2 separate regions of the Homo sapiens genome follow, and region 1 is linked to region 2. Evidence: read pairs that join two places in POLR2A ChIA-PET (ENCODE). Cell type or tissue: PC-9. All regions are shown on one strand. Links, peaks and the distances in the headings refer to the core of each region. The heading gives the core; the rest is flanking DNA.

Evidence for each region. ChIA-PET counts read pairs that join two places held together with the same protein. Peaks named below come from ENCODE experiments on the same cell type or tissue, not always from the same donor. Only the 100,000 strongest peaks of a DNase experiment are listed, where the experiment ranks them.
Region 1: POLR2A ChIA-PET joins it to region 2 with 8 read pairs; 2 of 35 experiments call an interaction of 5 or more read pairs at or near these places.

What each region holds. Positions count from the first base shown.
Region 1 is chr2:64,480,030-64,485,405 of GRCh38, reverse strand. No RefSeq gene overlaps it. Among named protein-coding and RNA genes, the nearest start is that of LINC01805, 3.6 kb to the left of the region's middle. RefSeq lists an enhancer at 142-1,341. In PC-9, for the core only: no CTCF peak of the experiment used is centred there; a DNase peak (open chromatin) is centred at 2,325; H3K27ac peaks cover 1,242 bases.
Region 2 is chr2:64,795,708-64,801,083 of GRCh38, reverse strand. No RefSeq gene overlaps it. Among named protein-coding and RNA genes, the nearest start is that of LINC01800, 65 kb to the left of the region's middle. In PC-9, for the core only: no CTCF peak of the experiment used is centred there; DNase peaks (open chromatin) are centred at 1,023, 1,283 and 3,023; H3K4me3 peaks cover 675 bases; H3K27ac peaks cover 2,179 bases.

The DNA.
Region 1 (5,376 bases), core at 290-5,289, 320 kb after region 2:
AAACGCTCAGTAAATGCTGTGATGAAAATGATAATCATTGAATCCAGGGGCAGCAGCCTCTAAAGCCCATGCCCTCAACTACTGTGTCATCATGACTCCAACAGCATGTCAGAGAAACCTATGTGTGGGCCTTACCTGGGATCACTAGAGGCGTGAGTCCTTTTGCAGGGCACTCTTACAGTCCTGAGTTAAAATCGGGAGTCTTGTCTAAATCATGCAGCAGGCAGAGTTGGTCTTTGGCTCTCACTGGTCCCAGGAGTGACCCTGTCTCCCTCTTCTGCATTCCTTTTCTTTCAGGCTGCTTCTCCTGCTCTTTCCTCGCTTTTAAAAAAATCTATTTCTTAGTAAAAAATCAGACATTTTAAGTCAGAATCTTAGAACTTGAAATATGAAAAAAACATGGAAATCATTTAGTTCAGCTCCTTGATTTTGTAGATGCAAAAACTGTAGCTAAGTTGATCAAGATGCTTTTTCTTGCAAGTGACAGAACCCAATTTAAATTATCTCAAGTGAAAAAGGGAGATACATTAGCTTTGGGGGGTGAAAGCAGCATCCAGGATTCAGGAAAATGTCACTAGTTTATTTGCACTTTCTCTTTAATCTCAAATCTTTTATCTCTGCTTCAGAATATGATGGCCTCAATTGTTCCTGGTGTACTTGAAATTAATTTCTTTCTTTTGTTTTCTTTTTCTTTTTTTTTATGACACAGGGTCTTTCGCTGTCACCCAGGCTGGAGTGCAGTGGTGCGATCTTGGCTCACTGCAACCTCCGCCTCCCGGATTCCAGTGATTCTCCCACCTCAGCCTCCTGAGTAGCTGGAACTGCTGGTCTGCGCCACTACGCCTGGCTAATTTTTGTATTTTTAATAGAGATGAGGTTTCACCATGTTGGCCAGCCTGGTCTTGAATTCCTAATCTCAAGTGATCCACTTACTCCAGCCTCCCAAAGTGCTGGGATTACAGGTGTGAGCCACCTCGCCCGGCCCAATTTCTTTATATGGTTCCTGAAAGATAGGGCCATGGGAAACCCCAAGCTTACATCTGATGTTAGTTATTTCAGATGAAAGAGAAAACGTCTCGCTCCCTGTTGCTATATATCCCAGGGAAAGGCTCTGATTGGCCAAGCTTGGGTCACATGGCTCCATCTTGGACCAATCACTGTGGCTACAAGATGTGCTATGATAATCCACCAGACCTGGATCTCAGGCCATTTCAGTGTGGGAATGGGGTGGGAGTGGCAGGTGTTACAGAGAGCAGCCCCACAAGAATCATATGTGGTTTTACAGAAGAAGGAGGGTTGCTCTTATCAGAAAGGCAATGAGATAGCCTTCTAAGGTGGTCTCCAGTGATCACCACCACCTTCTGTTATCAAGCCTGCATGTAATCTCCCTGTGAGTGTGGGATGGTCCTAGTAAGTCACTTTTAATGAGTAGAATATGAGGAAAGTGGTGGGATATCACTTCTGAGATTATTTTACAAAAGTTTGTGATCTCTCTCTCTCTCCCCTTTGCTCACTCTGAGGAAGCCACCTCCCACATTGTGAGCTGCCTTATGGAAAGGCCCATATGGCAAGGAACTGAGGGTTGCCTCTGGCCAAAGCCAGCAAGAAACTGAGACCCTCAATCCAATAGTCCACAAGGAACTGAATCTTGCCAATAACCACTGAGCGAGCTTGGAAATGGATACTTCCCTATCCGAACATGGAGATGAAGACAGCTCTGGCAAACACTGATTGCAGTCTTGGGAGAGACCCTGAGCTGGGTGACTCCTTACCCATAGAAACTGGGGGGAAAAAAATCTATGTTGCTTTAAGTTGCTAAACTTTAGGGTAATTTGCTATACAGTAGCAGAAAACGAATACAGGGAGAAAGGACATTGGACAGACAGAAAAAGTGAGCAGACATCCACCACAGAACTTACTAGAACACACAAATACCATCATTGTTTTGGCTGCCTGAATGTCCTCAGACTTTTCCTTCCAGGTTTGTTTTCCTCTCTGCCTGGATTATCCTTTTTTTTCTTCACACTTTTAATTTCTTCCCATTCACCATGCTTTCCTAGGAGCCAACAGGAGAGGGAAAAGTGCAGGGAAGGGAAACATGGGAAGAAACTGGCAATAATGAGGGCCTACTATGTGTCAAGCACATTGCAGGCCATTTTCCACTGCTGATCTCACACAATCATTCCTCCCAATCCTACAAGGCTGGTTTTGTTAGTTCTATTCTGCAAATAAGAAAATAGAAGCTTGGAAAGTTGACATCACTTGCTCAGGACTACTCATCCAGGAAGTGGCAGCGCTGGGACACAAGCGAAGGACATTCATTCCACAGCAGCGTGCTGCCTCCTGGCAGGCAGTTAATTGTTTTTATCTGATAATAGGCCAGCTCGTTCCTGCTGGTGGGGTGTGATGACTCCAACATCAGGCCTTCACTCAGAAAGGGCTGACCTGTTGATTGTAATGCTTTCACCGAATTACTCTGTTCTTTTATTTCTGTGCCAACAGGTAAATTTCTAACCAGACCTGCTGCCAGATGAACAAGTCCCCTGGGAAGGAATCCCTTCTTCAGTCTTCAAGTCAAACTGCTTCTGTGCTAACCAAAGGCTAAGCCTGCCAGGGAGGGGGCAGTGCCACCTGCTTCCAAAGGCGCTGTGACAGCTCTTGTTTATTGAAGAGGGCTGCCCATCCCAGTGAAGTAAGATAACCAGGAATTTTATTTCTGAGAGAGAGTATCCTGGGCCTCCACATCAAGGAGCAGGAAAGCTCAGCCTTGGCTTCTTGAGCTATATCCCAGGGAGCTGTATCAGCAAATGGACAGGTGGAACTCTGATGCCTTCACCAAGATGGTTGAACAAGAGAACAAGATAGAGTTCTCATCAGCTGAACAAAAGAAATCATGACAGAGACTAGAAGATGTAAAGGCCTAGTTTCGGAGACAGAGACAAGTAATTTCCCTGAAATGTTATTTGTGCCATGTGGGTCACAGCTGAACTGCTGAGGGAAGCATTTTCAGAACATCACAGAGGGAAGAGTCATGGGTCTAAACCTTTTAAAGACTACATTTTTTAAAGGTCAACTGCTTTTTCCCTGGAGGGGATCCTTGTAATAGGTACTATAGAGAAGGATAATTAATAATCATGATGTTGAGAAAGTGGCCTGAAAAAGAAAAAAAAAAAACTTGGAACCAGCTTCTCATCGAAGATGTGCCTCTCTCCCTCCCTGCATTGCTGTGATCTAGGGTTGCAGTGATGCCCAGTTTTCCAGACCCTAGCTCTCACAGTCCGGACCAACTTGCAGCTGCATTTCAGTATCAATCCAATTTACAGAGCTGGAATTACGTTGTAGCGGGGCCCACTAACATGAACATACATTGTAAATTCTTTTTCCTCCTATTTGTATTTTCAATATTCTTTGTTAATTGTGATAATCCCTTATGACAAATGTGTGATGTATTTGCGTACCTCAGATTGAGCATATGTCTGGTATGAAACAAGTTGCCCCACAAAAAATTGGGGAGAGGCCGGGCATGGTGGCTCATGCTTGTAATCCCAGCACTTTGGGAGGCTGAGGCAGGTGGATCACTGAGTCCGGGAGACCAGCCTGGGCAACGTGGCAAGACCCCATCTCTACAAAAAAATGCAATACTTAGCTGGGCATGGTTAGGCACACCTGTGATCCCAGATACTCAGGAGGCTGAGGTGGGAGGATCATTTGAGCCCAGGAGGTCAAGTTTGCAGTGAGCTGTGATTGTGCCACTGCATTCCAGCCTGGCAACAGAATGAAACCCTGTCTCAAAACAACACAACCACACACACACACACACACACACAAAATTGGGGTAAGAACAAAAAATTGGGGGAAGAAATTGGACATATGAGTTTTGAAGGCATAACATCTGCCTTCTCATTGCTGAGACAAGTCATCTATTTTTAACTTCCATTTTCACGTTAAGGATTTCTCCCAGGCTATCCTTCAATCTCTACCATCTCTGAATTCCAAAGTTTTCTGTCCTTGCTCCTTGGGGTGTTCCGCAGCCTCCTGTCAGACTCTCCAAGGCTCCTTGTCTGCTGGGACTGTGCATGCCCCACCGAGGCCACATCCTACCAATATTGCAGCTTGGCTCCAGAATGGATTAGATAATTTTTGCTAAGCTCCTGCAGCTAGGTGTGTTTTTGTGAGGCTCACCCTATTCTCAGAGTTGTGAATCATGACAGCTGACCCTTACTGAGCACGCATATATGCTAGGCACGTGCTATGCTTTTTATGTGCATCATCTTGGTTAATCCTAATAAGAAGCTCATCCTTCTCATCAGCTCTGCTTTACAGATGGGACACTAAGGAACAGAGAGGTTAAATGACATGCACACAGTTACAAATCTAGTGGTAGTGCTGGAATTTGAACCCAGTCAACCTGACTCCAGAATCTGTGTTCTTGATCATGATGCTATTGATGGGTTCCAGCTTTTAGCCCATTTCCTGCAGGGTCCTTTGAGTTGCAGTTAATTGGGTCAGGTGCAGCTGTACCATGAGATAAGATAGGTGTTCAATAAATTCCACCCTAGAATCATTTGTTGAACATTTACTGGGTACAAGACACTGTGCTCACTTGTAAACCTGGGGTGTGGGTTTTGGTGTGGAGATGAAACATGCTATTTAGTCACTGAAATGATCAAGAAGGAAATCCTTTTGTTTGTAAGAATAGTAGATCTGACCTGAGACAAAATTGTGATCTTTCTGTGTCTCATTGTCTGGCCTTTCTCAAACCCTGACCCTGTCCTTTCTTCAACTTAGGAAGCCTCTTCTGCTTTTCCACCCAGGATCTTCTCTCCATGTTTCTGAACCCAGCGCTGCACTCAGAAACAGGGCAGGTGCCTCTCCGTGCATCTGAAGGCTTTACCTTCAGACCGTCCAGGTGTGCATACTTCAATGTTTATTTAGTTGCCTGCCTCTGGGGAGCATCCCAGCCTCACTGAGCTTATACCTTGGGACACCTTGGAAGGTGAAGGCAGCCGAGTCCTTATCGTAGAGTAAAATAAGACAAGAACTCTAAAGTGAGGAAAGGCCCCAAACTAAGCAACAAAAGGTGTTGTTTTCTTGAAAATGATGACGGAAATATTACAAATATTGATTGGTTGCAGAGGTAATACATTTGTCAAAGCTCATCAAATTGTGCTAAGGAATACCTTTGCATTTGTCTGTGTATAAATTTTACCTAAATAAAAGCTTTTTTTTCCTAAGAAATAAAAATGCCATAGTGCTAAAAGGACACTAGTAAGCAGAGAGCCGTTTCCAAGTACATCATCTAAGAGCCATTTGTTCAACAAATATTTATTGAGCACCTGATAAGTACCAGGGACTGTCCTAGAATCCATCAGCAAT
Region 2 (5,376 bases), core at 252-5,251:
ATCAGCAAGGACTTTATGACCTTTATCTTGTGCTGACCTCCTATCTCACCCTGTGACTTAGAATGCCTTAACCATCTGGGAATGCGGCCCAGTAGGTCTCAGCCTTATTTTACACAGACCCTACTCAAGATGGAGTTGCTCTGGTTCAAACGCCTCTGACAAAAATACTGGGGACAGAGTTACCCTGGATTCATAGGCATTTCCCTTGCCCTGAAGCCTAGTGAGAGGACCCGAGAGATGGACCCAGAGTGCTTGACATGGGGTTCCTGCACTTGGGAGGACTGGGAAAGTTGAAAGGTGAGGTACTGGCTGCCCTGCTCCTGACAGCTGGGCAAGGAGAATGCTGCAGAGGAAGGAGCCTATGCCCCACAGAGCATCTGGGAGCATCTCTCGGGCAGAATGGACACCTTGGAAAGAGAGTTGGCTTGAATTGTTTTCAAATTTCTTTCAAGGGCAAGAGATCTGCTTGCTGGGGCGGCTGACCACAGGGGTAGGGAACTGTGCATATCAACCTATCAACAAAAACCAAAGTCACGATGAGGTTAAAGTGGTGGGCTGCAGGGTTGCAGCCCTGGCTAAGCAGCAGTTAGTGCATGGCCATTGCCTCCCCAGGTTTCAAAAAAGTTAATGAGGCATGAGGGGTCACCTGGACCACTTCATAATGACTTTTTACAACGGCCCCAGTCAGGTAGGCAGTTTCTGTCCTTTACCTGTCTTTGCTCCCCATGCCACATCCTGGAGGAGTCAAAGGCTGAAGGAGGAACAGAAGAGTAGGGTAGAAAAAAAATGAGAAATACAGGATGGGTTTGGTTGCAGCTGGGCTAGTAGCTGACTGTTGATGAATTTCTGAGTGAGACTGGAAAAGCGGTGGGATTGACCTTCTCATATCATTCCCAGATGGGCACCCAACATAGCAGGTGTGAGAAAAACAAAGCCATCTCTAGATTTCAGGCCCACAGCTCAGCCCAGTGACTCAGGGTGACGACCCTGGTAGTTGACAGTGCAGCTTTGGCCTCTCCCTCTCTAGGTTCTTTCCTTCTGGACACAGGCCAGGAAAACCTGCCCATGGCTCTGAGCAGCTGCCTCCCTGGATTGGCATGTGCTTCATATCTCTCCAGCTAAAATGAAGGTCCCCTGAAGCCAGGGGCTGTGTTTCTTCTCATCCTTAGCCCCTAACACAAAGGCTATTAAAAGTTTATTATTGAAAAGGAGGAAAGACCCTGGGCATCAGCATCAAGGTGTACAGAAGATGATGGAGGAGGGAGAGTGTGGAAAATGGAAGCGACTCATCCAATAGGCAAGGTGCCAGCTCCTTCTCTCCCTTCATATCTGAGACAGCCATCTCTGGGCTATAAGGTCTCGGGGATAAAGAAAACCATGGACTTCCATCATAATCTCTCCAAAGCCACACTTCTCTGACCTTTAAAAATTCAATTTGAGGAGTTGAATGTGGTGGCTCATGCCTGTAATCCCAGTTACTTGGGAGGCTGAGGTGGGAGGATGGATGGCTTGAGCCCAGGAGGTCAAGACCACCTTGGGCAACATAGCAAGACCCTGTCTCTAAAATATATTTATTTTTAAAGAGCCAGGCATGGTGGTGCACACCTGCGGTCCCAGCTACCTGGTGGGAGGACTGCTTGTGTCCAGGAGTTGGAAGCTGCAGGGAGCTATGATCATGCCACTGCCCTCCAGCCTGGGTGACAGAGCGAGACCCTATCTTAAAAAAAAAAAAAAAATCAATCTGAAACTTAACAGAGTTACCGTAAAAACTAAGTTTTTCTGGCCTTCTCGTAACTGGAAATATCTGGTTTACTACACATCTACTTTACATGAGGATGATTTGTTTCTAGTGATGGCCTGAGACCTGAGGCACTGAAAGATTCTGAAGACCTGGTCATCTCAGAAAGTCTGAGTTCCACAGCAGCCAAAATTGGGCTTGAAGTGTGTTTCTGTACATAAAAGTCTTCAAATGGTTGCTTTTTATTGGCCCAAATAATTGACTAACCTGAAGATCTCATTCCCCAGTCATGTCAGAGGATAAATATTGATCATATTTGGTGGTCAGGCTCAACTATGAGAGAAAATTTCCTCCCTCCATTGCTCAAATAAACGTTCATGCCAAATAAATCTCTCCAGGGCCGACTTCAGATGAAGGATGTTCAAGCTGAAAGAAAGTGATGAACCTACATGAAAACATATGTCCCTTCTCTGTATACATTTATGGATGGATGTCTTAGGAACTCAAGAAAATGCCTTTTTTCCCCAAAAAAAGTACCAACTCCCCTACATTTTCTTGGCAGTTCACAATTAGAGTGCACTGGAGAGATTGAATTATTTTACTTCAAATGTGTAGAAGCACACTGTTCTCAGAAAACTGCTGAAGTCTATCTGAGTATCAGCCTGTCTGATCATTTAGGGTCGCAGCTGTGCAATAAATGTTGGTTTATCCTTTTGGCCATTACAGAGACACTAAATCCAGAGCCAGCGTCCACCCAGAAGTTTTGAGTTTATTTGAATAACATTCTTATGCCTACAGGAAAATGAGTGTCCATGGTGAACTGATGTGTAGGAAATTGTTAAATGTTGAGGGGCAGGATGGGGGATGGTAGAAGAGTTAGAAAAAACCCAAAAACCCAGGGAGGTCATCTCAGAGAATTAGGAAATCCAGATCTTTTCTTTTATAAGCCTCAAATATTTCCAGGATTCCATCTGGCTTTCATTTCTAACCCCTTGTCTTCTAACAAAGAGAATAAAGATGGTTTTAAAACTAAATGTGAGCCCTTCCAGAAAAAGACTGAACAGGAGTTTCTCTCTTCCCCTCTTTTGCCTGGTAGCAGAATTTTCTTTTGCACTATTAAAAATGGCGTGGGCCACCTTTTCTCTAAAAACACACGAAGCTGATGCATAACTCTTTTCCAAATAATTAATCTTTCCAGTGGAATCTTTCAAAGCCCCACATTTCCTGTTATTTTATACAACTGCAATTTGTAACTGGAGCTCCTGCCCAGTGTTCCACAGGCAAAATGCCAAATCCACTACATTTCACCTACTGAGGTGCCCTGCACAAATAATCCTTAACCACAAGTTAAACAGTTAGGTCCTGTGCTCGCTTGAAAGAAAAGCCCAAGAAACAAAAGACTTTTACCATACTTCTGTGCTAAAATTTTAGTGGATGCTCACAATGTTTTATTTTCCAACGTCCACATTTGAAAATATCACCAGTATGCCACAAGAAAAGATTTTTCAAAAATGAATTGGTTCTTGTGTTAAGTGAATGTTTGAGAGTCATAAAAGTGACACCTTCTTAGTTATCTGAAGGCCAAAAGCTGTGGCTGTTGTATCAGATCCACCTCATTTGCTTCCTTGTCTTTGAGCTGGAAGGCCAGAGCTAAGGTTGGCTAAAGGGTAAGCTGGGGAGGCAGGATTTGTGGGGTCGGCAGGTGACCCCATCCGATCTTCCCCCTGCACTTCCCCTGTCCATTCACTCAGTTACCACTCCTCCAAGTTGCCCATGAACTGAAGTTCTCTCAAGATCACTAGGTTGGCCCATCTCTACAAAAAACACAAAAATTGGCCACCTGGGACTACACCTGTAGTCCCAGCTAGTAGGGAGGCTGAGGTGGGAGGATTGCTTGAGCCCAAGAGGTTGAGGTTGCAGTGAGCTGTGTTTGCACCACTGTACTCAAGCCTGGGCGACAGAGCGAGACCTTGTCTCAAAAAAAAAAAAAAAAAAAAAAAAAATCACGAGGTTGAGAGTTTCTTCTCTTTCAAATCCTTTCCATTCTCCTTAAACACCTCCCTACCCCAACTTCACATTTCTTTTTTTTCCCCTGTCATAACAGCCTACGATTGAATCACCTCACATTTCTGCATATGACCTGCCTTTACTTTTCAAAAATTGATGCCATAGAGCCAGGCCCCCAGCTTCCTGCTGCAGCCCCACCTTCCCTGGCGCCATCCCCACTTCCTTTCCTCCCATCCCTTGGCGGATGCGTCCTGCCCTTAGGTCAAGCCCTGCACCTGTGTTCTGGATCCCAGCCCCCAGAGCCCCACACTAGAAAATGTCTCCTCTCCCTTCTATTTCCAACGCTTCTCTGACACCCGAATCCTTCCCATTTACACTTAAGCATGCTTGAGTCTCTCTCAGCACAAAACAAAAACACCTCTCTGAAACCACAGCCCCTTCCTACAACTATTCTTTCTTCTCTCCTTCCCAGCGAAACTTCTCAAATGAGTCGTCTATACTCCACTTCAATTTCATCCGCTCCCCTCACTCCTCAGCCTCATCACTTTAGCTAAAATAATTAATGACCACCACATTGCCAGAAAGAACTCAGTCCTTATGTCCCCTAGTCTCTCTGGGACCATTCCCTCCTAAAACCCAAGTCCCTGGGCTTTGAGGACCAAAGCCCTTCTCATTTTCCTCCTACCTCTTTGCCTGTGGTTTCTTTTTCTCCTTTGCAGACCCAATCTTCTCTACAGAGCCATTAAGTGTTTAGGTTATTTAAGCTTCCTTTTCTCATCTATATGCAATCCCTGCTACCCACATCCACTACTCCGATAATCAGGCTCCTACTTGCAGTTGCCTATGCCAAGTCTCCAACTGGGCTTTTCATAGGCACAAGTTCAAATCCCAAGGATCTTTCCTCCCAGACTTGCCTCACTACCTCAGATTCTTATCTCAGCCAATGACACCACCATCGGCTGGGCTGCTCAGGTCAGAAACCCAGACATCCTTGATGCCTTTCTCTATTTCTCAAATTCAACCTATCCCTCAACCCTGGCAATTTTACCTCCTAAAATTTCTGATGTCCATTCACTTTCTCCATCTCTACATCAAATGCCAGCCCCAGACACTGTCTTCTCTCGTCTGGATCATGGCAATACTCCACCACTGATCTCCCTACATCCATTCTCAACCCTCTCTAAGCGGTCCCCCCAAGTGTTGCCAGACCATGTCACTCTCTTGCATGGAGTTCTTTAATGGTATGTTGGACACAAACCCTGTGTGCCTTCTCAGATTCCCTTGACTGTGTCCTTTTTTCTCTATTGGCTGGTCTTCCACCTGCACTTCCACTTCCAGGTTTGGATGAAATGCCACACCGCAGGTACAACCAATGAGAGGCTGGGTGATGCACCCTGGAAGGACATGGGAGTTAGCTTCTGTAGAATTAAACATGAACAATGGGCAATGCAAGATGGGAGAATACCAGGCAGATAAATTATTCCTTCCTTTCTACCTGCTAAGAATTGCTCTGAGATATGATTTTCCACATTAACTTTCTGGAGAAGTCCTGTGTGGTTAACAAACACCTGGTAACCAACCCGCTGTGTTTCCTTGCAGCTGGAGCTCATTGTGGTGCAGTAACCAGAGTG